Linked DNA regions of Homo sapiens: regions 2 and 3 are each linked to region 1. The links are chromatin loops, found by intact Hi-C in ENCODE. Cell type or tissue: gastrocnemius medialis. All regions are shown on one strand. Region 1 overlaps NBDY (negative regulator of P-body association). Region 2 has its middle 50 kb from the start of SPIN3. Region 3 holds the start of SPIN2B (spindlin family member 2B).

Region 1 (8,000 bases):
AGGGTGCCCCTGTCCCTGCGTGGCCCCAGCCAAGGGCACCCCTGAACTCTCCACAAAAGAGACCAGAGCAAATGGCCCCAGTCTCGGCAGTCAGTGAACAGTGGTTTCTCTTAAACCCATTTCAAGATGGGGAAGCTCCGCCCACTGGGCTGACTGGTCTTGGGGCTGCCAGACTGTTCTGTCCCCGGGCCTCTAGCTTAGCTGCTTCTTCATGGAGTTCCAATGGCAGGTACACTTCCTTAAGGGCTCTGAACCCCAGTGGGGGAAACCCTGGCTTGGGCCTAGTCTACCCAGCCTGGCACATCCTCGCTGATATCTGTGACTGGAAGAAGGCAAGTGTCCTTGTAGTCTGTTGTCAAGAAACACCTTCCGCCGGATGGCACTGTGACTCCACAAATGGCAATCACCCCTTTTCCTTCCTCCACTTTGCCTTTCTCTCCTTCCTTTTGCTGCCAACCAAACAAAACAAACACACACAAAAAAAACAAAGAAACAAAGAAACTGCCCAAGCAGCACCCACCTCATCTTCAACAGGGCTCCCCACCTATGTGGTTACTTTGGGGAAACTTGCAACAGTAGGAGTGATGTCTGCCTCTCCTACCCTCTGGATTCTTCTCTGGGCAGGGGGTCCCAGTAATCCAGAGGAGCCTATCCTCAAGAAATGCTATGCTTTTGCTGTGGATTTGTAGCACCGGGGGCAGTGTGAGGGGGTAAAGGGGGAGGGGTGTGTGGGTGTTTAGGCCTGTGTGTGGGCCGCTGCAGATTCTTCTATGAATCTGCACAGGTCTCCTCAGAAGGAGACTGGTGCCTGCCTAGGGAAAACATAGGAAGAAAAGAATGCAGGAAGATCTGGACTGTGTCCTTAGGGGTGGCAAGGTGACTTTGAGTGTCAGAAATCCTCATTTGTAATATTTAACTCCCATCTCATCTAACTTTTTTCCTGTCTTCATCTGTGCTTCTATATGTTCTCAGGCACATACATGCATCCCCACCAATACTCACTAAAAGGTGTCTGCCCAGGCACCTGTGCTCACACTCAGATCCCCACATCTAGGTAACTCTCAATGGGAAGGGTTCTTCAGCTTCCCGGTTTTCTCTTATTCATTTTTGTTCTCCCTTTCTGTCTGGCTTCCCAGTATTTGCTGGTGGAGTGTGTGGGATGGTGTGGGGGTGGGGGCAGTGTGGAGCAGCGCAGTCTCTTGGCTCCACTGGCCTCTGTGTGGACCCAGTACAAACCCTGGCCTAAGGGTCTGATGCTTTTCTCTGGTAGGTGACTCTTCTTGTACGAAGGCACAAGAGGCCATTTGGGCAGCCACCTTTCCACCTGGGATATCCTGCATTTCAGTTCACTCTCAACCTCATTGCTCACCCTGATTCTTTGTGTACTTTTGGAGTTTTTCTTCCTTCACTTTTTTCTTCTTCACTCTTTACTTTTCATCAATTTCTGGTTTAGGGAGTTCAGGATCAGCCTGCAAAAGCAGGGTCGGGTGGGCACAGGAATGTCCTTAGGGAGAGTAAGCCTACTTTTCCTAAGGAAATCAGAAGGACCCGGGCTGAACCCTGGGGGTGTAAGCAGCATCCCCCTCCCCTATCTGCCTTCTGTCAGTGTTGCCATAGGTGGCTCATTACCTCCTTTCTCTGGTATCCATTTCCTCCCCGTTTTACATCTCTCCTCCCACCCATTTCCGGGGTACTTCCCTACCCAGGCCTTGTAGATTAGAAGCCCGTGGCCCCTTGCAGTGCGCTGATGACATCTGGAGGGCATGGCTCAGCCTGCACCTCTGTCCTCTGTAGCTTCTCTAGGCCTACTTGTAGATCAAAGCCCTTGATACCACTCGGAAAAGAACCCATCAACAAGAAGCTTCTTGGTGTTGTGTCCTTTCACCGGGACATCACAGGTTTCTCTTTGCCTCTTGTTGTGTATGCCACCATGCAGTGAGGCACCCCTGAACTAGGTCCTTCAGGACAGCTGCTGTGGCGTGAAGCTGCCACTTCTTGTTCTTATTGTCTTTCTGGTTCTTCTTCCTCTTCCTCCTCCTCCTCTTTTTTCTTTTTCTTTTTCTTCTACTCCTTCTCCTTCTCCTTCTCATTTTTCTCTTCTTTCTTCTCTTTTTCCTTTCACTTTTGGCTCTTGGCGGGTCAAGCATTATACTGAGACTGCTTCTTCCTCTGCTCCTGGTGATGCAGGATGCCCCTTTGCAGAACAAAAGTGAGAAAGGCCTCATTTGTTCTTAAAGGAGCAGATATGAAGGTCACCAGTTCAGTCCCTCTGGTGTTCCACAAAGGCGCCAATGTGTTACTTTTCATGAAATGTCACCATGAACCCACCCCTTAACCTGTTCCTCATGGCTCACCATTCTTTCCCATTCTCTTTGTGGATGCTCTAAATGTGTAATCCTGAGCCAGCAGGAGCCTTGGCAAGTTGTCCCCCTTTGTCTTTTCTTTCAATCCAGCCATGTGAACACAACGATCCAGATTTCAGTGTGTATAGGCAGGCTGTCTCTCCCACGTGCCCATTTGCCCACTCTCACTCACACAGGCAGGCACCCAGAGACCACAGACACAGACACAACCACATGGACTCACAGGGAAACCCCGACAACCACAAATATAATCACAAACACACATGCACAGGGAGATACACACACAGACACAAAGACATACACTAACACATGCACACTCACAAACTCATAGACACACACACACACACACACACACACACACACACACACAAATCCTCACACAGGCCCAGGGGTGCGGGCTCAAGCATTCACCCACACAGACGCACACACACATGTGTCGCCATAGCCACCAGACTGCCCACGAACTCTCCCATAAAGGCTCTCAGTCGGCCACAGGCAATGGGCTATGGGTGAGGATTCCTGGCTCCAGGCCTGGGTCATTATGCTGTTGATTGGGCACCTAAGGCCTTCTCCTGAGAATGAATGCGGGAAGTCTGTTATCAGATAAGCCCCAGCAGCCAGTGTGAAACTGGAGCCTCCTGGGTCAACCTGCTTAAAAAGGGACCACACCTTGGGTAGAGGCAGACAGTCCCCTTGGGACCCTTGGCCCTCTGTGATGCCATGGGAATCTGTGTTGCGTGGTGGCCTTCCCCAGTTCCCCTAAGCCACCCTCATGTCACCCCTCCCCCCCACCCCATGTGAAAGCCAGGACAGCCTGCACAGAGTCAGACTTCAGTCAGTTGCTGAGTATCCCCTCTGAGGGAGATTCCTGCCACACGCCCTGTGACTGCCTGTTGAGCTGTTCGCTCATTTTGGTGACCTCCATGTGCCAGCCCAAGGTGGTAAACTCTATCTGGAGCTCCAGGCTTTGGGAGAACCACCAGTCCTGCAGCAAAACCTTGGGTAATTCAGCTGGGTGACCAGCACCTTGTCCTGGGGCGGCAGCCCCATGATCCCAGTCTTCCTGTGGTTTCCCAGTGGCCATGATTATGTATCATTTGTCTTCTATTTTTCTGCATGAGCATGAGCCATGAAACCTGGAGAGGGCCAAAGGAAAAGCAAAGGCTGGCGGCATAAAGAGGATTTCCGCAGTGTCTCCTGCCTACTGGTCCTAGGTCGTAGGGTCCCTTAAGTTTGGTGGTCAACCTGAGACCAGGTGGCTGGCTCCTTTTTATCCTCCCTGTCTTTTTTTTGTTTCTCTTTCCCTTTTCTTTTTTTCACATTGGAAAGGGTGGAGGCCGTCGGATTGGAGGGGCAGGGTTAAGCTTGTAGTTGGCCTTTGTAGAGCCATAGTGCCATCGAGCGGAATCTGTTTCTGGAAACTGGAGGCAGCTGGGCATGAGTGCTGGAGAAATCCCAGGAGCACGAAAGAGATGGTGGCGGTGTGGGGCCCCCAGGCTGAAGCTGGACGAGAGAGGAACTCCTGGCTGGCCCTTTGCCCTTGCTCATTACCAGGATGGCACCCGGGCTCCACAGCCCTCTCCGAAAAAAGGGCAGGAAGGGGCGGCCCTCCATGGGTTCCCCTGGCCATCTCCAGGAATTGCCGGGCAGGAGTCGTCCCGCCCACAGCACCCCACAGCTCCTTGGTTCACTGGGAGGATAGGGGACCTCTGGCCCCAGCGTGATTCCAGGCAAGGGCACCCCAGAACTCCCCACAAAAGAGACCAGTGTAAACGACCCCAGTCTCGGCCGTCAGTAGTCAGTGGCTTCCCTTAAGCCCACCTCAAGATGGCTGCCAGGGCACCTCCGCACTCTGGACTGACTGGTCTTGGGGCTGCCTGGCTGCTCTGTCCCTGGGCCTCTAGATTAGCTGCTTCTCCGTGGGGTCCAAATGGCAGGCACACTTCCTTCAAAGGTTTAAAACCGCGATGGGGGAAACTCTGGCTTAGTCAGAGTCCACCCAGCCCGACATATTCTCGCTGAAGTCTGTGCCTGTCAGAAGGCAAGTATCCCTGCAGCCGGTCGTGTTCAGAAACAACTGCCGCTGGATGGCAGTGTGGCTCCAGAAATGGCAGTCACTTATTTCCCTTGCTTTTCTCTTTCTCCTTTTGCTTCCAACAAAACAAAACAAAACAAAAAGAAAAGAAAGAAAGAAAGAAACCGGCCAAGGAGCGCTCACCTCATCTACAGCAGGACTCCCCACCTACATGGTCTCTTTGGGGAAACCTGCAACATGCGAAAGGCTCTCTGCCTCCCTCCTTCCCTCTGGATTCCTCTCTGGGCAGGGGTCCCAGTGAGCCAGAGGAGCCTATCCTCAAGAAATCCCACCCTTGGGGCTGTGGCATGGTGGGGATAGGTCGCACTGGGGGCAATGTGAAGGGGTATGGGGGAGGGGTGTGTGAGTGCATGGGCCTGCTTGTAGGCCACTGCTGATTACTTCTCTGAATTTGCACAAGCCTCCTAAGGAGACCAGGCTGCCTGCTTGTGAGCACTACGCTTGTAAATAGGGAACACACTGTTTCTTGGGGAAGGGACAAAAGCTTGGATCAAAAGCACCCAGGTCCAACAGGCATCCATAGATTGTTGACCCTTCTAGCAGAAGAAGGTCGGGCCAGGTGTCTGTCAGGATGAGACTCGACAGATTGGACACCTGTCCCAGGCCTTCAGCTACTTTTCTCACTGGAGCCCAGGCACTCATCCATGCCCAAGAGTAGGAGGGGTATTCTGGGTGGCTTCCACAGGCGGCTCTCCTAGAGAAAGCCACTTGGCATAGCTGATGGAGCATGTGTGCTCACTGAATGTGATGGCTCACCAGTTAATTCCCCGGGCATCTTAGTCATTCTGCCAAATACATGGGTAGCCAGGCCCCAGCCATGCTCACTTTCGCCTGGGCCTCCTCTGTGTTCCTGTGCTGGGCATGGAAGTGAAGGTTGAGGCTGGCGTGTCTTTGCAGATGGTGAGGTGGCTGTTCCTTGGTTTGATACCGAGCACTCTGGGCTCCTCAAGCTGAATTCTATTGCTTGTCAGATTATTCAGCCTGGAAAATGGATGAGACAGTGGAGGACAAATTGTGCCACCCCTTTTGGGTCTCCAGGCAGAAATGGGAAAGCCATGCATGGGTCCTTCATACAGAACACTTGTTGAGATGCAAAGCTGTGGCCTCATTGCTCTAAAGGTTGCATGTCTTACCCATGCCTCTCAGTGACTGGAGAGCAGCATGGAACACAACCATCTCAGAATATTGCAAATGTTTTCTTTCTTCGCTTGTTACAAGTCTTCCTGGATGTGTAGGCTGCACTGGGAACGTGCAGAGCTTTAGAGGAGAGAAAATTCACCCTACAGGTTATGATTCCCACACTCAGAGGGGTATGACCTACTCTCACGAACGTCAGTTTCATGCATGGGCTTGCACTCTCAGGGCATTCCAGGAAGAAGGGCAACAGTACCATGGAACAGGAATCACTCCCTTTCTGTCACTTGTCAACAAATGTGGATCCTTTTCTCATGTGTAGTAATCACCATGGGGGCACCTCCAGTGCCTGCATAAGGAAAATGCAAGAAGAAAGGAATGCAGGAAGATCTGGACAGAGTTCTTCGGGGTGGCATTGGGAGTCTGAATGTCAGAGGTCCTCATTTTTAACATTTAACTCCCATCACATCTCACCTTTTTCCTGTCTTTATCTGTGCTTCCATACATCCTCAGGCACATACATGTATCCTCACCCATAGTCACTCAAAAGTGTAGGCCCAGGCACCTCCCGTAAAACCTGGATCCCATTGTCTAGACAACTCTAACTGGGCAGGGTTCCTCAGCTTCCAGGTTCTCTTTTGTTCATCTTTCTTGTCCCTATCTGTGTGGCTTTCCAATATTTGCTGGCAGAGGATGCAGGATGGGGTGGTGGTGGGGGCAGTGGGGACCAGGGCAGCCTCCAGGCTTGCCAGGCCTCTGTGCCAATGTGGTGCAGACCTGGGACTAAGGGGCTGACTCTCTTGGCTGATGGCTCTTCCTCCTCTGTGAGGCCACAGGAGGCCACTTGGGCTACTACCTGTCTACTTGGTACACTCTGCATTCCAATTCACTCTCATCCTCATTGCTCACTCTAATTCTTTGTGTACTTTTGGAGTTTTTCTCCCTTCACTTTTTTTTTATTATACTTAAAGTTCTGGGGTACATGTGCAGAACACGCAGGTTTGTTACATAGATATAGACGTGCCATGGTGGTTTGCTGAACCCATCAACTCGTCACCTACATTAGGTATTTCTCTTAATGCTATCCCTCCCCTAGCTCCCCACCCCATGACAGGCCCCGGTGTGTGATGTTCCCCTCCCTGTGTCCATGTGTTCTCATTGTTCAACTCCCACTTATGAGTGAGAACATGTGGTGTTTGGTTTTCTGTTCTTCTGTTAGTTTGCTGAGAATGATGGTATCCAGCTTCATCCATGTCTCTGCAAAGGACATGAACTCATCCATTTTATGGCTGCATAGTATTCCATGATGTATATGGGCCACATTTTCTTTATCCATCTTATCATTGATGGGCATTTGGGTTGGTTCCAAGTCTTTGCTTTTGTGAACAGTCCCGCAGTAAACATATGTGTGCATGTCTCTTTAGAGTAGAATGATTTATAATCCTTTGGGTATGTACCCAGTAATAAGATTGATGAGTCAAATGGTATTTTTAGTTCTAGATGCTTGAAGAATTGCCACACTGTCTTCCAGAGTGGTTGAACTAATTGACACTCCCACCAACAGTGTAAAAGCATTCTTATTTCTCCACATCCTCTTCAGCATCTGTTATTTTCTGACTTTTTAATGATCACCATTGTAACGGGCATGAAATGGTATCTCATTCTGGTTTTGATTTGCATTTCTCTAAAGCCCAGTGATGATGAGCTTTTTTATATGTTCATTGGCTGCATAAATGTCTTCTCTTGAGAAGTCTCTGCTCATATCTTTCGCCCACTTTTTGATGGGGTTGTTTTTTTCTTGTAAATTGGTTTAAGTTCTTTGTAGATTCTGGATATTAGCCCTTTGTCAGATGGGTAGATTGCAAAGAGTTTCTCCCATTCTGTAGGTTGCCTTTTCACTCTGATGATAGTTTCTTTTGCTGTACAGAAGCTCTTTAGTTTAATTATATCCCATTTGTCTATTTTGGCTTTTGTTGCCATTGCTTTTGGTGTTTTAGTCATGAAGTCTTTGCCCACGCCTGTATTCTGAATGGTATTGCCTAGGTTTTCTTCTAGGTTTTTTATGGTTTTAGGTTTTAGGTTTAAGTCTTTAATCCATCTTGAGTTAATTTTTGTATAAAGTGTAAGGAAGGGTTCCAGTTTCACCTTTCTGCATATGGCTAGCCAGTTTTCCCAGCACCATTTATTAAATAGAAAATCCTTCCCCATGGCTTGTTATTGCCAGGTTCATCAAATATTAGGTGGCTGTAGATGTGTGGTGTTATTTCTGAGGCCTCCATTCTGTTCCATTGGTTTATATATCTGTTTTGGTACCAGTATCATGCTGTTTTGGTTACTGTAGCCTTGTAGTGTAGTTTGAAGTTAGGCAGCGTGATGCTTCCAGCTTTGTTCTCTTTGCTTAGGATTGT
Region 2 (8,000 bases), 140 kb after region 1:
TTGTTTTCTATTTGCTTGGTAGATCTTCCTCCATCCCTTTATTTTGAGCCTATGTGTGTCTGTGCATGTGAGATGGGTTTCCTGAATACAGCACACTGATGGGTCTTGACTCTTTATCCAATTTGCCAGTCTGTGTCTTTTAATTGGAGCATTTAGCCCATTTACATTTAAAGTTAATATTGTTATGTGTGAATTTTGTCCTGTCATTATGATGTTTGCTGGTTATTTTGTTCGTTAGTTGACGCAGTTTCTTCCTAGCCTTGATGGTCTTTACATTTTGGCATGTTTTTGCAGTGGCTGGTACTGGTTGTTCCTTTCCATGTTTAGTGCTTCATTCAGGAGCTCTTTTAGGGCAGGCCTGGTGGTGACGAAATCTCTCAGAATTTGCTTGTCTGTAAGGTATTTTATTTGTCCTTCACTTATGAAGCTTAGTTTGGATGGATATGAAATTCTGGGTTGAAAATTATTTTCTGTAAGTACGTTGAATATTGGTCCCCACTCTCTTCTGGCTCGTAGAGTTTCTGGCAAGAGATCTGCTGTTAGTCTGATGGGCTTCCCTTTGTGGGTAACCCGACCTTTCTCTCTGTCTGCCCTTAACATTTTTTCCTTCATTTTAACTTTGGTGAATCTGACATTATGTGTTTGGAGTTGCTCTTCTTGGGGAGTATCTTTGTGGCATTCTCTCATTGCGGTCTGACAACCTCACCCTCAGTTTCCCTTATCTACACATGCTTTTCCTGTCACTTCTATGCCTACTCCATCTCAGATGTCTACTCTTGAAACTTCAATGCAATGCTTATTACGCCAAAACAAAGAAACAAGTGAATTAGATGCATGAACTTACCCGGTCATGCTAGACCCACCTAACTTCCAAGGGGTACAAATGCATCAACATGTACCTCTTAATCTTACCTTTTTAAAAGAATTTAAGGATGCTTGTACTCAATATTGTCCTACTTCTCCTTAGTTAAAATGGTATTACAAACTTTTTATACTGAGGTCATTTTGCTTCCTTTAGACTGGGACCTTTTGGCAAAAGCTGTTCTAACCCCATCTCAGCATTTACAATTTCGTACCTGGTGGTCAGAAGAGGCCCATTTGCAGGCTCAGCTAAATCGGACTAATGACATTCTCATTACTCAGGCTCAGCTCACAGGCTTCAATAGTTTCTCTGATGCTTATGCCAAATTAAACTTTGATGCTCTTACCACGGAACAAGTAACAAAGGTGTGTATGAGAGCTTGGGATAAATTACGCACTCCAGGCCAAGCTCCTGTTTCTTTCACCACAGTTAAACAAGGTCACTCTGAATTATACCCTGATTTCTTAGCTAAATTACAAGATGCTGTTGAAAAATCTGTCTCTGATGAGCGCACTCAAGGTATTCTCCTTCGTTAGCTTTTGAAAATGCGAACCATGAGTGTAAAATGGCCATGCCTTCTGTCCAACGACAAAATTTACCTGATCAGGAGGTGTTGCCTGTATATATTAAAGCTTGTGAAGGCATTGGGTAAGACACCCACAAAGCTATTCTGTTGGCATGGGCCATGAAGGACACCAACCAAACTGGTCCCACTAATTCTTTTCTTGGAGCCTGCTATAATTGCTGTCAATTTGGTCATACTAGAAAAAACTGCACTGTTAAAAACTTAAAAGTGGCCAAGCTGGCTCAACAAACACGGCCAAATGCTGCTGCTACTGTTTGCCCATGTTGTCACAAAGGTAAACATTGGGCAAGTAATTGCTGCTCTAAGTATGATATAGATGGAAACCCCCTGCCACAATGGGGAGCGGGGCTGGTCCCAGGCCCCAATATCAAATGGGACACTTCAGACTCATACCAATGTTGTGTTTCCGCTTTGGGTGGTCCCAGTGCAGCCCCCAGGACAAAAAAGTTTACCTACAGCCAACCCAAATGGGTCCCAGCCTCTCCTTCTGTCTCAGTACAGTGCTTGTCCACCTCCACGGTAGGTGGCAGGACGGTCAATCTCTGTAGTATTATTCCTCTAAATTTTCTACTTAACTCTTTGCCTTTAATTGTCCCCACGGGGGTCACTGGCCCTTTACCTCAAGGTTCGGTGGGCCTGGTGTTAGGTAGGGCATCCACCTCTGCTAAAGGAATCACCATTCATACTGGTATCATTAATTCTGATTCCGTTGATGAGATTAAATTAGTCGTGTCTGCTAAGGTTCCTGTTTCCATTCTGGCTGGTGAGTCAATTGCTCGATTGCTTTTACTACCTAATATCATTTTAAACAAAGGAAATAAGACACGTGGCACTGGGATTGGCTCCAGTGGTGAAAAGGCCGCTTAGTGAATTAATATAATTTCTAAACAATGGCCCACCTGCACCATACACATACAAGGAAAAAAGTTTGAGGGCCTAGTACTGAGGCTGATGTTTCTGTTATTTCCTCTAGTTTATGGCCTTCCTCCTGGCTTAAACATCGTGCTAACATGGGACTAGTAGGTGTCAGAAAAGCTGAGGAAGTTTATGAGAGCACATTTATCTTGCCTTGCACTGGTCCTGATGGTCAAAAGGGTACAATTCAGCCCTATATCATGCCAATTCCCATTAATCTTTGGGGTAGAGATTTGCTGGCACAATGCAGGGCTGAAATTAATATTCCACATAACTCTCACAGTGCTTCCAGTCAGCATATGATAGAAAACATGGGGTTTGTTCCTGGACTCCGTCTCGGTCCAAAACATGAAGGGATTACTAAACCCCTCCCAATTACTGTAAAATAAGACAGGGCTGGTTTAGGTTATCCTTTTTAGTGGTGGCCACTGCCAAGCCTCCTGATCCTATCCCTTTACAATGGAAATCTGACACACCTGTTTGGATAGAGCAGTGGCCACTTTCTAAAGAAAAACTGGAGGCTTTAACTCACTTGGTTTCTGAACAGTTACAACTTGGAAATGTGGAACCTTCTCTTTCCCCCTGGAATTCTCCTGTGTTTCTAGTAAAAAAGAAATCAGGCAAGTGGCGGATGGTAACTGATTTCAGGGCCATTAATTAATTAATAATTAAACCTATGGGGGCCGTCCAATCCGGCATGCCTGCTCCTGCTTTAATACCTAAAAATTGGCCTCTCATAGTTATTTATCTTAAAGATTTTTTTCATATTGCTTTACATAAATCGGATTGTGAAAAATTTGCTTTTACTGTACCATCTATCAATAATCAGGAGCCTGCAGCTCATTATCAATGGAAAGTACTTCCTCAGGGAATGCTAAATAGCCCTACAATCTGCCAGCTTTTGTTGGGCAAGTGCTTTCACCAGTTCAAGCCCAATTTCCCCAGGCCTATATTCTTCATTGTATTGATGATATTTTAATGGCTGTCCCCACTGATAAAGAATTAATTGACTGTTATTAAAGTTTGAGCCACCATGTTACAGAGGCTGGATTACACATTGCTCAGGATAAAATTCGACTGACCACTCCTGTTCAATATTTAGGAATGGTGGTCAATAAACAACGTATTCAACCTCAAAAACTTCAAATTAGGAAAGATTCTCTGAAAACTTTAAATGACTTCCAAAAACTTTTGGGTAACATTAATTATTTAATACCTACTTTATGTATTCCGACCTATACACTGTCTAACTTGTTTTCTATGCTGCGGGGAGATTCCAATCTCCGCAGTCCCAGGACTTTGACCCCTGAGGCTTCACTAGAACTGCAATTCATAGAGGAAAGAATCCTGACCGCCCAGTTATCTAGAGTACAGCTGTTTCAGCCTTTTCAGCTTCTGGTTTTTGCTTCATTACACTCCCCTACTGGACTAATAGTTCAACATAATGACTTAGTGGAGTGGTGTTTTCTTCCTCATTCTGTGTCAACAACTTTGTTTATCTAGATCAAATGGCCACTCTAATTGGACAGGCACGGTGTAGAATACTTAAGATTTCCAGATTTGATCTGAATTTAATCGTAGTTCCTTTAAATCAGTCACCTTTCAACATTCAGTATTATGGCAAATTCACTTGGCTGATTTTATTGGCGTTATTGACAATCATTATCCAAAGAACAAATTGCTTGATTTTATAAAAATGACATCTTGGGTGGTCCCTCGATTAACCAAAGATCAGCCCATTCCTGAGGCCATTACGGTGTTCACTGATGGCTCCAGTAATGGCAATGATGGTTAGGTAGGTCCTACAGGCAAGCTTATTTCTACCCCTTATACCTCTGCTCAAAAGGCAGAGTTAATTGCTGTGATTACTGCCTTACAGGATTTCCCCAAACCTTTAAATATTGTCTCTGATTCTGCTTATGTTGTACATGCCACTAAAAATATAGAAACTGCTACTATCAAACATACTGATAATTCTGAATTGGCTTCTTTATTTTCAAGGTTACAACAGGCGGTTTGCCAACGTAGACACCCTTTCTATATCACACATATTAGATCTCATACCACTTTACCAGGACCCATGTCTGCTGGTAATCATGAAGTCAATGGTTTGGTCTCTTTTGCAACCCAAGAGGCTCAGGAGTTCCATAATCTCATTCATGTCAATGCTGCTGGATTAAAAGATAAATTTGCTCTTACCTGGAAACAGGCTAGCTTGTTGTTCACAGCTGCCCTCAGTGCCAAGTTTTTGTACTTCCAAATCAGGAACCTGGCATTAATCCCAGAGGCCTAACTCCTAACGCTTTATTGCAAATGGATGTGACTCATGTTAGCTCCTTTGGCAGACTGTCATATGTGCATGTCTCTGTACATACCTTCTCAGGTTTTATCTGGGCTACTTGCCAAACTGGGGAAGGCACGGCACATATTAAAAAAAATCTGTATTCTTGCTTTGCAGTTATGGGGCTTCCATATCAAATAAAGACAGGCAACACCCCTGGATATGTTAGTAAGGCTTTTGATTTATTTATGCAACAATGAGGACTTTCCCATATTACTGGAATCCCTTACAATCCTCAGGGACAGGCTGTGGTGGAACGGGCCAATCGCACTTTAAAAACCCAGTTGTCCAAACAGTCTGAACAACAAAAACATAATTTAACTACCACCCATTCCCAATTACATTTGGCATTGTGTACTTTAAATTTTTAAAATGTTCCTAAAGATAAAAATCTAACTGCAGCCAAAGGCCATTATACAGGCAAAAAATTCTCCCTAAACAAGGGCAAGCCCATGTTATGGAAAAACTCCCAAACCAATACCTGGGAACCTGGCACAATTATAACATGGGAAAGAGGATATGCTTGTGTTTCACCAGGAGATCATCAATCCCCTGTCTGGGTACCCACCAGGAGACTCAAGCTTTGGGTGAATACTGACAACGAAAACCACAGGGAAAAGACGTCCATGTCAGAGACTGCCCTCAGATGTGGTGAGATCTGTGCCAACTCCTTGGAAGTTGGCACACCAAATCACAATGGGTCTGATTCAATCCTCCCTGATGGGAATGGAGACCCATCTAACTAATGCCACTTCTCCTGATTACCTTTCTTTTTCTCCTTACAAACCTAAAAATCTGACCATTTCTATTAGCCTGAAAATAACATCCTTCTGTTCTTCTCGTCCTCCTTCAGCACCCAATCTCACTTACACTAGATTTTATTTAATGATTCTCCTCCTTATGCTTTCTGTCTCACCAGTTTCCTCTCATACTGATTTACCTGCTAAACGAAATTATTCTTATTGGGCTTATGTGCCTTTTCCTCCACGTATTCGACCTCTCACCTGGATGGATGCTCCTGTGGAAATCTACACTAACGATAGTGTGTGGATGCCTGGACCTAAAGAAGACCGCTGCCCTGCTCAACCAGGAGAAGGCACTGCATTTAATGTTACCATGGGTTATAAATACCCCCCTCTGTGCCTCGGATATGCACCTGGTTGTATCCAGGTAGAAACTCAAATCTGGGCTGCTTATCTTCTGGAGAGATCAGCTACCGAAGAACTGGGACATTTGGTCTCCAGCCTCTCCCTTTCTCCTTTAAAACAAATGAAAGGGGGAGTAATGGGAGATACCCCATACTTTCAATATAAACCTGCAGGAAAACCATGCCCTAAAAGTTTTGAGGGCCCATCTAAAACCTTAATTTGGGAAGATTGTGTTAACTCACATGCAGTAATATTAAGAAATGACTCATATGGTTTAGTAATAGTCTGAGCACCAAAGGGCTATTTAAAGAACAACTGCTCCTTTGGCGGAAGGGAATGCCTGGAGGCTACTTGTTTTCTTATCAGGAGAATGAGAATCATCATTCTACTTTTCATAGGAGGTTCAGCTCATTCCTTCCCTTAAAATGGGAAGATAAAGGCATTACTGGCCCCCACTCCCCGAGGCCTCATATGATAGCCCCATTTGGAGCCCAGAACACCCAGAACTTCGGAAATTGGCTACTGCCATATCTGGACTGCAATTATGGGTAGGGGAAACTATTCTGTCTGTTGTCCCTGCTACCGCCCCCATCTCTCAGTATCAACATAGATCCAGATATTCTGCTTTACTTACCTCCAACCTGACTGTTCTCATACAGAGTTGTGTTAAGCCTCCTTACATGCTGTTAGTGGGAAATATCAAAACTTGGACGAACAATCAAACTGTCCAATGCATTAATTGTCATTAATACACTTGTATTAACTCCCATTTTGACTCCAGGAAAAGTGTAATGTTGGTTCAAGCTCGAGAAGGAATCTGGATTCTGATAACTTTGCCCAGATCTTGGGAATCCTCCCACTCAATACATTTAATTAATGAAGTGTTACAGCAAATTCTAAAAAGATCTAAGAGATTTGTTTTCACTTTAATCGCTGTGATCATGGGCCTAATTACAGTCACTGCACTGGCCACCACTGCCAGAATGGCGTTACATCAATCTATTCAAATGGCTCATTTTGGTAATGATTGGCAAGCCAATTCCACCCCAATGTGGAATTCTCAACAAGGCATTGATCAAAAATTGGCTAATCAAATTAATGATTTAAAACAGTCTATTATTTGGCTTGGAGATCAGGTAGTGAGTCCTTTTTTTAAAATTGTATTGTTATTATACTTTAAGTTTCAGGGTACATATGCGCAACCTGCAGGCTTGTTACATATGTATACATGTGCCATGTTGGTGTGCTGCCCCCATTAACTCATTATTTAGCATTAGGTATATCTCCTAATGCTATCCCTCCCCCCTCCCACCACCCCACAACAGTCCCCGGTGTGTGACGTTCCTCTTCCTTTGTCCATGTATTCTCACTGTTCAATTCCCACCTATGAGTGAGAACATGCAGTGTTTGGTTTTTTATCCTTGTGATAGTTTGCTGAGAATGATGGTTTCCAGTTTCATCCATGTCCCTACAAAGGACATGAACTCACCATTTTTAATGGCTGCATAGTATTCCATGGTGTATATGTGCCACATTTTCTTAATCCAGTCTATCATTGTTGGACATTTGGGTTGGTTCCAAGTCTTTGCTATTGTGAATAGTGCCACAATAAACACACGTGTGCATGTGTCTTTATAGCAGCATGATTTATAATCCTTTGGGTATATACCCAGTAATGGGATGGCTGGGTCAAATGGTATTTCTACTTCTAGATCCCTGGGGAAATTCCACACTAACTTCCACAATGGTTGAACTAGTTTACAGTCCCACCAACAGTGTAAAAGTGTTCCTATTTCTCCACATCCTCTCCAGCACCTGTTGTTTCCTGACTTTTTAATGATTGCCATTCTAACTGGTGTGAGATGGTATCTCATTGTGGTTTTGATTTGCATTTCTCTGATGGCCAGTGATGATGAGCATTGTTTCATGTGTCTTTTGGCTGCATAAATGTCTTCTTTTGAGAAGTGTCTGTTCATATCCTTCACCCACTTTTGGATGGGGTTGTTTTTTTCTTGTAAATTTGTTTGAGTTCATTGTAGATTCTGGATATTAGCTCTTTGTCAGATGAGTAGGTTGCAAAAATTTTCTCCCATTCTGTAGGTTGCCTGTTCACTCTGATGGTAGTTTCTTTTGCTGTGAAGACGCTCT
Region 3 (8,000 bases), 320 kb after region 1:
ATGGATGGCTCTGCATCACACTCAATGTAAAAGCCAAATTGCATTTTGAAACCTACAGGGCTATAAGCTGTCTGCCTCTCTCCCTCATCCCCATTACATCTCTGAAACCACCTCCTGCTTTTCTCTGCCTTGTTCACTCAGCTCCAGACATGATAACATCCTCCTTGCTCCTCAAACATGCCAGGCCTAAACCTGTCTTGGGGCCTCAGCACGTGCTGTCCCTCCATCTGGAATGCTCCTTCCCCAGACAGCTACAGGGTCAGTTCTCCCATTGCCTTCAGGTGAGACTCAAAAGCCAAGTTCTCAGTGAGGCCTTCCCTGGATACCTTGTCTATCTAGTTTCAGCTTCCCTCCTGAAATTTTCTATCCCAATTCCTTGCTTTATGTTTTTCTATTTAACACTAGACACTATGAAAATACATTATAATTGCTTACTTATTTTGGCTACTGTCTGTCCCCCACACTAAAATGAAACCTCCATGAGGATAAGAATTTTAGTTTGCTTTTTTGTTCATTATTACATTATCAGTATCTGTGCCTAGAAGAGTGCCTGGCAGAGAGCCCACCTGAAGTAAGTATTTGTGGGGTAAAGATAAAACAAGTAAATTAAAAAGCAAATGGGATCAAAGCAAGTCAAAGGGGCAGTTTTTCCAGGGTGTGGCCCCAGTTACAAGTGCAAACGCTTCCAGGGAACGACTGTGCATTTTATTAGAGTAAAGCAGGCCAGCTGGGGGTGTGGCCAACTGGAGAGGGTATTCGGAGTCTAAACTGGACTGAGACCTACCTAAGGCCCAGCTGCATGTATCCTTTTTGGAATGAGGGCCCTGATCCTCACATTTTTGTTGTTGTTGTCATTCTGTTTCAATTTCAGGAGATGCCAGAGACATAAATTTTCATCGTGTGAAATCTCTCAAATGTCTAAAGTACCTAATTAAAAATAGAAAACAATAAAAACACAAAGATGAAAATAACCTGGCAGCTGTCTGAGACTGGTTCCTGGGCACCTTGCTGGATTTTGTTGGACGAAATTGTGTGATGTACACAAGAAAATTAATCCTTGCTACGGTGAGGTAGGCTTGCCTTGTGTAATTCTTGAGGCAGTCAGCCTCAGGCCATGTTGGGTGGAGAGAATAAACTCTATTTACCACCTTCTTTCAACTCCTGGAAGCTCCTTGCATCTCCCACTATGCATGGAGTTAGGGTAACCTGGGCAGCAGGGAGTCACCAGCACTCTTTCTTGGGGTCAGAGGTATAATTTAGTGAACGGTGTGGTTGCAGAAAGCAGTGAGAGGGTTTTCAGATGGGCTACAGGAGAAAGACTTGGGAAAGGCAAGGAGGGGAGGAAGAGAAAGACACAGATCTATCTTTGCATCAGACACCATAGTTCTGAGGGACTTTTTGTGGGTTGCTGCTCCCTCTCCCCACCAGCCTTGACCCTTTTTTGTGACATTATACAGCTGAATGAGTTAGTTATACCAAGTCACAACTCCCAGCCCAACTGCCCCATGGCATCTGCCTCACCTGGAAACAAAGAGCTGACCAGAATTCCATCACAGGTCTCTGTGAGCTGGGGTAGGCAAGACTGGCCAACAGGTGCCTGTGAGGGGTCTGCAGACACCAGCTTTGTGGGGAAGGTCTAACCAGAATGTGGATTCTTGGGACAGCAGGCCTCTTTTAGTGGATTATTTGTCGGAACCACCTGTGGTTTCAGGCAGCTGCTGAAAGAAGTGTGGACAGTCAGGAACTCCCCATAACCTGGAGAGAAACACTAGGCTCAATCTTCTGATGCCCCTCGTCTCTAGATAGAAAACAAACATTCCAGCAGAAGGAACCGGTGTGATGAGACTGCTGTACCTGAGTTCAGTAAGGTTCCATTTTTTTCTGGGTAAAGTACTTTCCAAATGCAAGATGGCACATCTCTTAAGTTCTGACCCACTAACCCATCCTCTACCAATATTGTTTATCTAGCGCAGGACAAATGTGAGGAGGCAGCCCGCAGCCCAGCACATGTGGGGAACCGTGTTAGTGTGTTCAGGCTGAGGGTTGGGGTTCTGCTGGGTAGGAGCGTCCTGAACTCCCTGAAACAGGAAAAGCCTTACGGGTATAAACTTTCCTCCTGATTAACCTTACTGAGTCATCCTTGTCAGAATGCCCTTCTAGGGAACCTCCAATGTATCTGGCATCTTTGACAGATGCCACTTCCTTTGTGCATAGAGCCAGGAAGAGCAATGTGGACACTACCAGAAGTCCAACATTTTCCTGGGCCTTCCGATCTCTCATGGGCCCCACACCCCACAACTCTTTTCCTGTATTCCCAATCCCTCTGTCAGTCTTTCTTCTTTGAACTCCTTCTTCCTCAGTGGCCCTCTTCTTCTAACCTCTCTAACACTCTAACCCACATAGCCTCTTCCATTGAGTATCCTTTATCCTCTCCACAGACCCTGTCAGGTTGATCCTTCTCCTCTTTACTCTGGACCTCTTCTAAGGTTCTTTGTGTTCCTCTCTACTCAATTTATTCTGTGTATTTTCCTCTAAGCCACAAGCTCTCTGATAGCTGTTCCTTCTTTTCATGCCCCATTCACCAAACACACCCGATCTTTTCAACAAGACAAAGGGCTTACACACAGCATGTCATGTACACACAAGTTTGTATTTTTTAGAGCAAAACAACAGTTAATGCTGGCAAAGATGTTTAGTTATCAGGGATTCCATAAGCTTTCAATACACTGAAAGGCAACATTTTTTGCATGTCTACAAATTATACATTTGTTTCCACACATGTGCCAAATTTTACCCTAACAGTTAGGACTTTTTCACCAAATCGTAGACATAGATATGGAAATCATCATCAAACTTGATGAAATACACAGAGGGTTTGGCTTCCACTTGGTGAATGACCATGCCGATCCTTTTGGAGCCATCTTCTTTGGTATATTCCACATGCTTACCTATTAGGCCATCTACAACTCCTCCTGGCTCCCTCTCTGTTGGAGGAGACTCACTGGATTCTGGCATGATGCGGAGGTCACCTTCCTTATAATCATCTAGAAGCTGGTACATGTACAAGACAGGATCTTTCTCATAGGTAATATAAAACCAGGCTTTCATGATAGGTGCTTGAGCTAAGACCATCCCCCTCCATTCATCCTTAGAACCATGCTCTCCCTCAAACATATGTTCCACTGCTTTGCCAATTATGGTATTTGCAAGGTTGGCATCACTAATGTGAGATGATGCCACCCTGTCAGAAAGAATTTTAAGAGACAAAACCCTTTCATCTCTGTGAAGTTCCAGTCCATAGACACAGTCAATTCCATCATATTTCACCAGATAAAGAGAGGGATTTATAGGCACCTGATCCAGAACGGTTCCTTTCCACTGCGTGATGGGCTCATCTCCTTCCTTCCATCCATGAGAAATTCTGCAGCCCACGATGTTCCTGCGGGGCTGGGATGAAGGTCGGCCTCTCTGCTTCTTTTGGGAGACTTTTTTCTTTGTCATGTTTGCAGACCCAGTGGCCCGTCCTGCAGCTGCCCTGGTTTGTTGCCCTTCGGCTTCCTGTGCGTTGGGGGTCTTCATGCCTGCTGGGGGAGGAGAGAGGATAGAGAGACACACCCAGTGTGCCACAAGGCAAACTTTTCCCTATAGCCATGTCTGGATGTAGTCTGCGCTAGTGCCTAAGTTTCCCCTAGGAGCCTGGAAGCAATGCTGGAAATCCTGGCTGCATGCCCGCAGTGCTCTCCCTCTTAAGTTCCTTTGGGCTGTGGGGAAGGGCTGGGGTGGTGCAGTAGAGCTGTCTGGGGTTAGGAACTCTGCAGAAGTGGCTGGGCCACCTCCTCCTAGCTCAGAGCCCACTGCCCTCCCGGAACCCCTTGCTACCACTGGCGTCCACTTCCAATCCCCTTGCAAAGAGGCCTTGACCGGCACCCACTGCCCTCCTTCCCTGAGCGTCCCAGCTGCTGTCCACAACACCCCCTGCCTACCCTAACCACTTCTCTGGTACCCACCGCCCTTGCTTCCCGGCGCTCACCTTCAAATCCTTGTCTGGCTCCCGTTCCTACCCCCTTTTCATGTTGCTCACCGCACTCCCCCACCCCACCCTTGCCTGGCGCCCAACTCCACCCCATGTCTCCTGCTGGATTCCTTCCCATCCCCCTCTCCATTCTGGCGCCCACTAATGGCCTTGCCCTGCCTGGCGTCCACCGCCGGGGATCGCGGGCCTCACGTGCCCAAATCGGACACCTCGCTGCTGCCTCCGCTACGAGCCTGTGGCGAAGGAGGGTCAGCAGGCGACCGGCCGAGTGAATGCTTGCAAGAGCGGGGAGGGTAGGATCCGTAGATGAGGAGCGTGTCTAGGAGGGCGGCGAGACAGGCAAAGAGGAAGGCAGCGGCGTCCCCACCGCTTGGCTCGCTAGCCCTCCGCCTCCCTGCTGGCGGTGGCGGCCCCTCAGCCACATCGGGATTCCACCAGTCCCTGCTGTCGCCGCGGCAGTCTCCTCCCTCTTTCCGTAGCGCAGCTTCCTGCCCAGAGAGAGGCCTCCTCTTCCTGTCAAACACCCGGCTCTCCTCTCCACCAGGCTCCCACGCCCACCACACAGCCTGTAGCCCCGGCGGAGCTATGGGCTCTGACTCCGCCTCTTTCCAAATCCGGAGTAGTTCGTGCCACAGTCGTCCTCGGAACCCTGTGGCCCCTTCCTCACCCGTTTCAGGGCCACTTGGTTCCCACCTCCACCTTCTTAGTCTGCCTGCCCTGCTTTCCATCTTCTTGGAATTCGCCTTGCTGCCGCCCCGCGCCCACCCCCGCGCCCACCCCTGCCCCTGCACCGTCCCATGCCCTTATGGATTTATTCTTTACACGTAAATATGTCTTTCCTCTTTTTGAAAGGATTTGGAGTTGGAACAGAGAAATTCACTATGGTAAGTCTGCCATTTTGACCCAGTCTCTACCTAATTTTTGCTGACTGATATTTCCTGGCATTTTTGTTTTTGTTTTCGAGGGATTTTTTTTTCCTTTTCTTTATTGCAAGATAATTGCATGTACAACGTGAACACTATCTACATTTTAGGAAATTAATATTAAGAGGAAAATCATCAACTGCAGTCCCATCTCCCATTTTTGAGGGCCTCACAGCAAAATATTAATGCTCATAGTTTTTTTTCCTTTTTCCTAAACTTTTGCAAAACTGGGATTTGTTTTTTATCTGCAATTCATGTCTATTAATTTTTCCAGGAAATTAGATGTTTTCTAATCGATTTTTTCATTCAACAAATATTTATTGAGCACCTGTTACATATCTTGCACTTGGTCCGTAAAACTCAATTTTAAAGTGATTTATAATTTGGCTTTTCTCCCAGTACTGGGCATTTGACATAATATTTCCACAATAACCAGTAATCAGATCTATGTATCGGAATAGAAAGCTTTGCAAAAAAATAACTTTATAAGAAATAATTAAAGTTATAGTTTTATAAATCAGTGGAGAAACGTTGGGTATTCTTTAAGGAATGTTGAAATAATTATTTAAATATTTTGAGAAAGGTTGTATACTAATGTTGTACCAGTATCAATATTTGATTTATTAAAAGGTAAAAAGCAGCAAAATAAAATTGAACAGAAAGCAAATGAACCAACCAAAAACTCTGTAAACAAAACAATGCTTAATGGTATCTTTCTTATTCAGATACTTATGGTATTTGAATGAGGGGATGAGTCGGATGTTAACAGAACAACTACACTTAATAAAATAACATCTACAAGGAAAAATAGAAGTAATAATAATCTCGATTCAACAGTCAAAGTATGAAAGAACATTAAAATATTACTTAATGTCATTGATCATGAAAAAGCTTCATATCTAGTGCTGATGCAAGTGAAAGTTTATACAATTTTTATGGAAAGCAATTTGCAGATATGTCATAGTTTCAGTGAGGGCTTTTTATTTTATTTTCATTTTTATTTTTTTAAATTATATTTTAAGTTCTAGGGTACATGTGCACAATGTGCAGGTTAGTTACATGTGTATACGTGTGCCATGTTGGTGTGCTGCACCCATTAACTCCTCATTTACATTAGGTATATCTCCTAATGCTATCCCTCTCCCCTACCCCCACCTCACAAGAGGCCCCATTGTGTGATGTTCCCCTTCCTGTGTCCATGTGTTCTCATTGTTCAATTCCCACCTATGAGTGAGAACATGCGGTGTTTGGTTTTTTGTCCTTGCGATAGTTTGCTGAGAATGATGGTTTCCAGCTTCATCCATGTCCCTACAAAGGACACGGACTCATCATTTTTTATGGCTGCATAGTATTCCATGGTGTATATGTGCCACATTTTCTTAATCCAGTCTATCATTGTTGGACATTTGGGTTGGTTCCAAGTCTTTGCTATTTTGAATAGTGCCGCAATAAACGTATGTGTGCATGTGTCTTTATAGCAGCATGACTTATAATCCTTTGGGTATATACCCAGTAATGGGATGGCTCGGTCAAATGGTATTTCTAATTCTAGAACCCTGAGGAATCGCCACGCTGACTTCCACAATGGTTCAACTAGTTTACAGTCCCACCAACAGTGTAAAAGTGTTCCTATTTCTCTACATCCTCTCCAGCACCTGTTGTTTCCTTACTTTTTAATGATCGCCATTCTAACAGGTGTGAGATGGTATCTCATTGTGGTTTTGATTTGCATTTCTCTGATGGCCAGTGATGAAGAGCATTTATTCATGTGTCTGTTGGCTGCATAAATGTCTTCTTTTGAGAAGTGTCTGTTCATATCCTTTGCCCACTTTTTGATGGGGTTGTTTGTTTTTTTCTTGTAAATTTGTTTGAGTTCATTGTAGATTCTGGATATTAGCCCTTTGTCAGGTGAGTAGATTGCAAAAACTTTCTCCCATTCTGTAGGTTGCCTGTTCACTCTGATGGTAGTTTCTTTTGCTGTGCAGAAGCTCTTTAGTTTAATTAGATCCCATTTGTCAATTTTGGCTTTTGTTGCCATTGCTTTTGGTGTTTTAGACATGAAGTCCTTTCCCATGCCTATGTCCTGAATGATATTGCCTAGGTTTTCTTCTAGGGTTTTTATGGTTTTAGGTCTAACGTTTAAGTCTTTAATCCATCTTGAATTAATTTTTGTATAAGGTGTAAGGAAGGGATCCAGTTTCAGCTTTCTACATATGGCTAGCCAGTTTTCCCAGCACCGTTTATTAAATAGGGAATCCTTTCCCCATTTCTTGTTTTTGTCAGGTTTGTCAAAGATCAGATAGTTGTAGATGTGTGGTGTTATTTCTGAGGGCTCTGTTCTGTTCCATTGGTCTATATCTCTGTTTTGGTACCAGTACCATGCTGTTTTGGTTAGTGTAGCCTTGTAGTATAGTTTGAAGTCAGGTAGCGTGATGCCTCCAGCTTTGTTCTTTTGGCTTAGGTTTGACTTGGCAATGCAGGCTCTTTTTTTGTTTCATATGAACTTTAAAGCAGTTTTTTCCAATTCTGTGAAGAATGTCATTGGTAGCTTAATGGGGAACGCATTGAATCTATAAATTACCTTGGGCAGTATGGCCATTTTCACGATATTGATTCTTCCTACCCATGAGCATGGAATGTTCTTCCATTTGTTTGTATCCTCTTTTATTTCCTTGTGCAGTGGTTTGTAGTTCTCCTTGAAGAGGCCCTTCACATCCCTTGTAAGTTGGATTCCTAGGTATTTTATTCTCTTTGAAGCAGTTGTGAATGAGAGTTCACTCATGATTTGGCTCCCTGTTTGTCTGTTATTGATGTATAAGAATGCTTGTGATTTTTGCACATTGATTTTGTATCCTGAGACTTGGCTGAAGTTGCTTATCAGCTTAAAGAGATTTTGGGCTGAGATGATGGGGTTTTCTAGATATACAATCATGTCATCTGCAAACAGGCATAATTTGACTTCCTCTTTTCCTAATTGAATACACTTCATTTCTTTCTCCTTCCTGATTGCCCTGGCCAGAACTTCCAACACTATGTTGAATAGA

The links. A loop is a pair of places that touch in the nucleus more often than their neighbours do. Peaks named below come from ENCODE experiments on the same cell type or tissue, not always from the same donor. Only the 100,000 strongest peaks of a DNase experiment are listed, where the experiment ranks them.
Region 2: a loop joins it to region 1, with 4 times the contacts of the local background. A loop is called at or near these places in 2 of 110 quality-filtered maps.
Region 3: a loop joins it to region 1, with 11 times the contacts of the local background. A loop is called at or near these places in 6 of 110 quality-filtered maps.

The regions. Positions count from the first base shown.
Region 1 is chrX:56,799,284-56,807,283 of GRCh38, forward strand. All of the region lies in intron 2 of NBDY (negative regulator of P-body association), which reads left to right. Among named protein-coding and RNA genes, the nearest start is that of NBDY, 74 kb to the left of the region's middle. RefSeq lists enhancers at 1,591-1,660, 4,160-4,299. In gastrocnemius medialis, CTCF peaks have their summits at 3,750 and 4,459 (motif pointing right); DNase peaks (open chromatin) are centred at 3,328, 3,768, 4,418 and 5,158; H3K4me3 peaks cover 1,258 bases; H3K27ac peaks cover 2,971 bases.
Region 2 is chrX:56,941,733-56,949,732 of GRCh38, forward strand. No RefSeq gene overlaps it. Among named protein-coding and RNA genes, the nearest start is that of SPIN3, 50 kb to the right of the region's middle. In gastrocnemius medialis, no CTCF peak of the experiment used is centred here; a DNase peak (open chromatin) is centred at 4,649; H3K27ac peaks cover 2,275 bases.
Region 3 is chrX:57,117,051-57,125,050 of GRCh38, forward strand. SPIN2B (spindlin family member 2B) reads right to left here and starts at 4,498. Exons shown (of 2, transcript NM_001006681.2): 1 at 4,188-4,498; 2 at 2,632-3,581. The coding sequence starts at 3,579. The coding sequence ends at 2,803. It also overlaps a transcript of FAAH2 not described here. RefSeq lists an enhancer at 244-1,443 and a silencer at 4,666-4,785. In gastrocnemius medialis, a CTCF peak has its summit at 4,372; a DNase peak (open chromatin) is centred at 4,501; H3K4me3 peaks cover 1,653 bases; H3K27ac peaks cover 1,616 bases.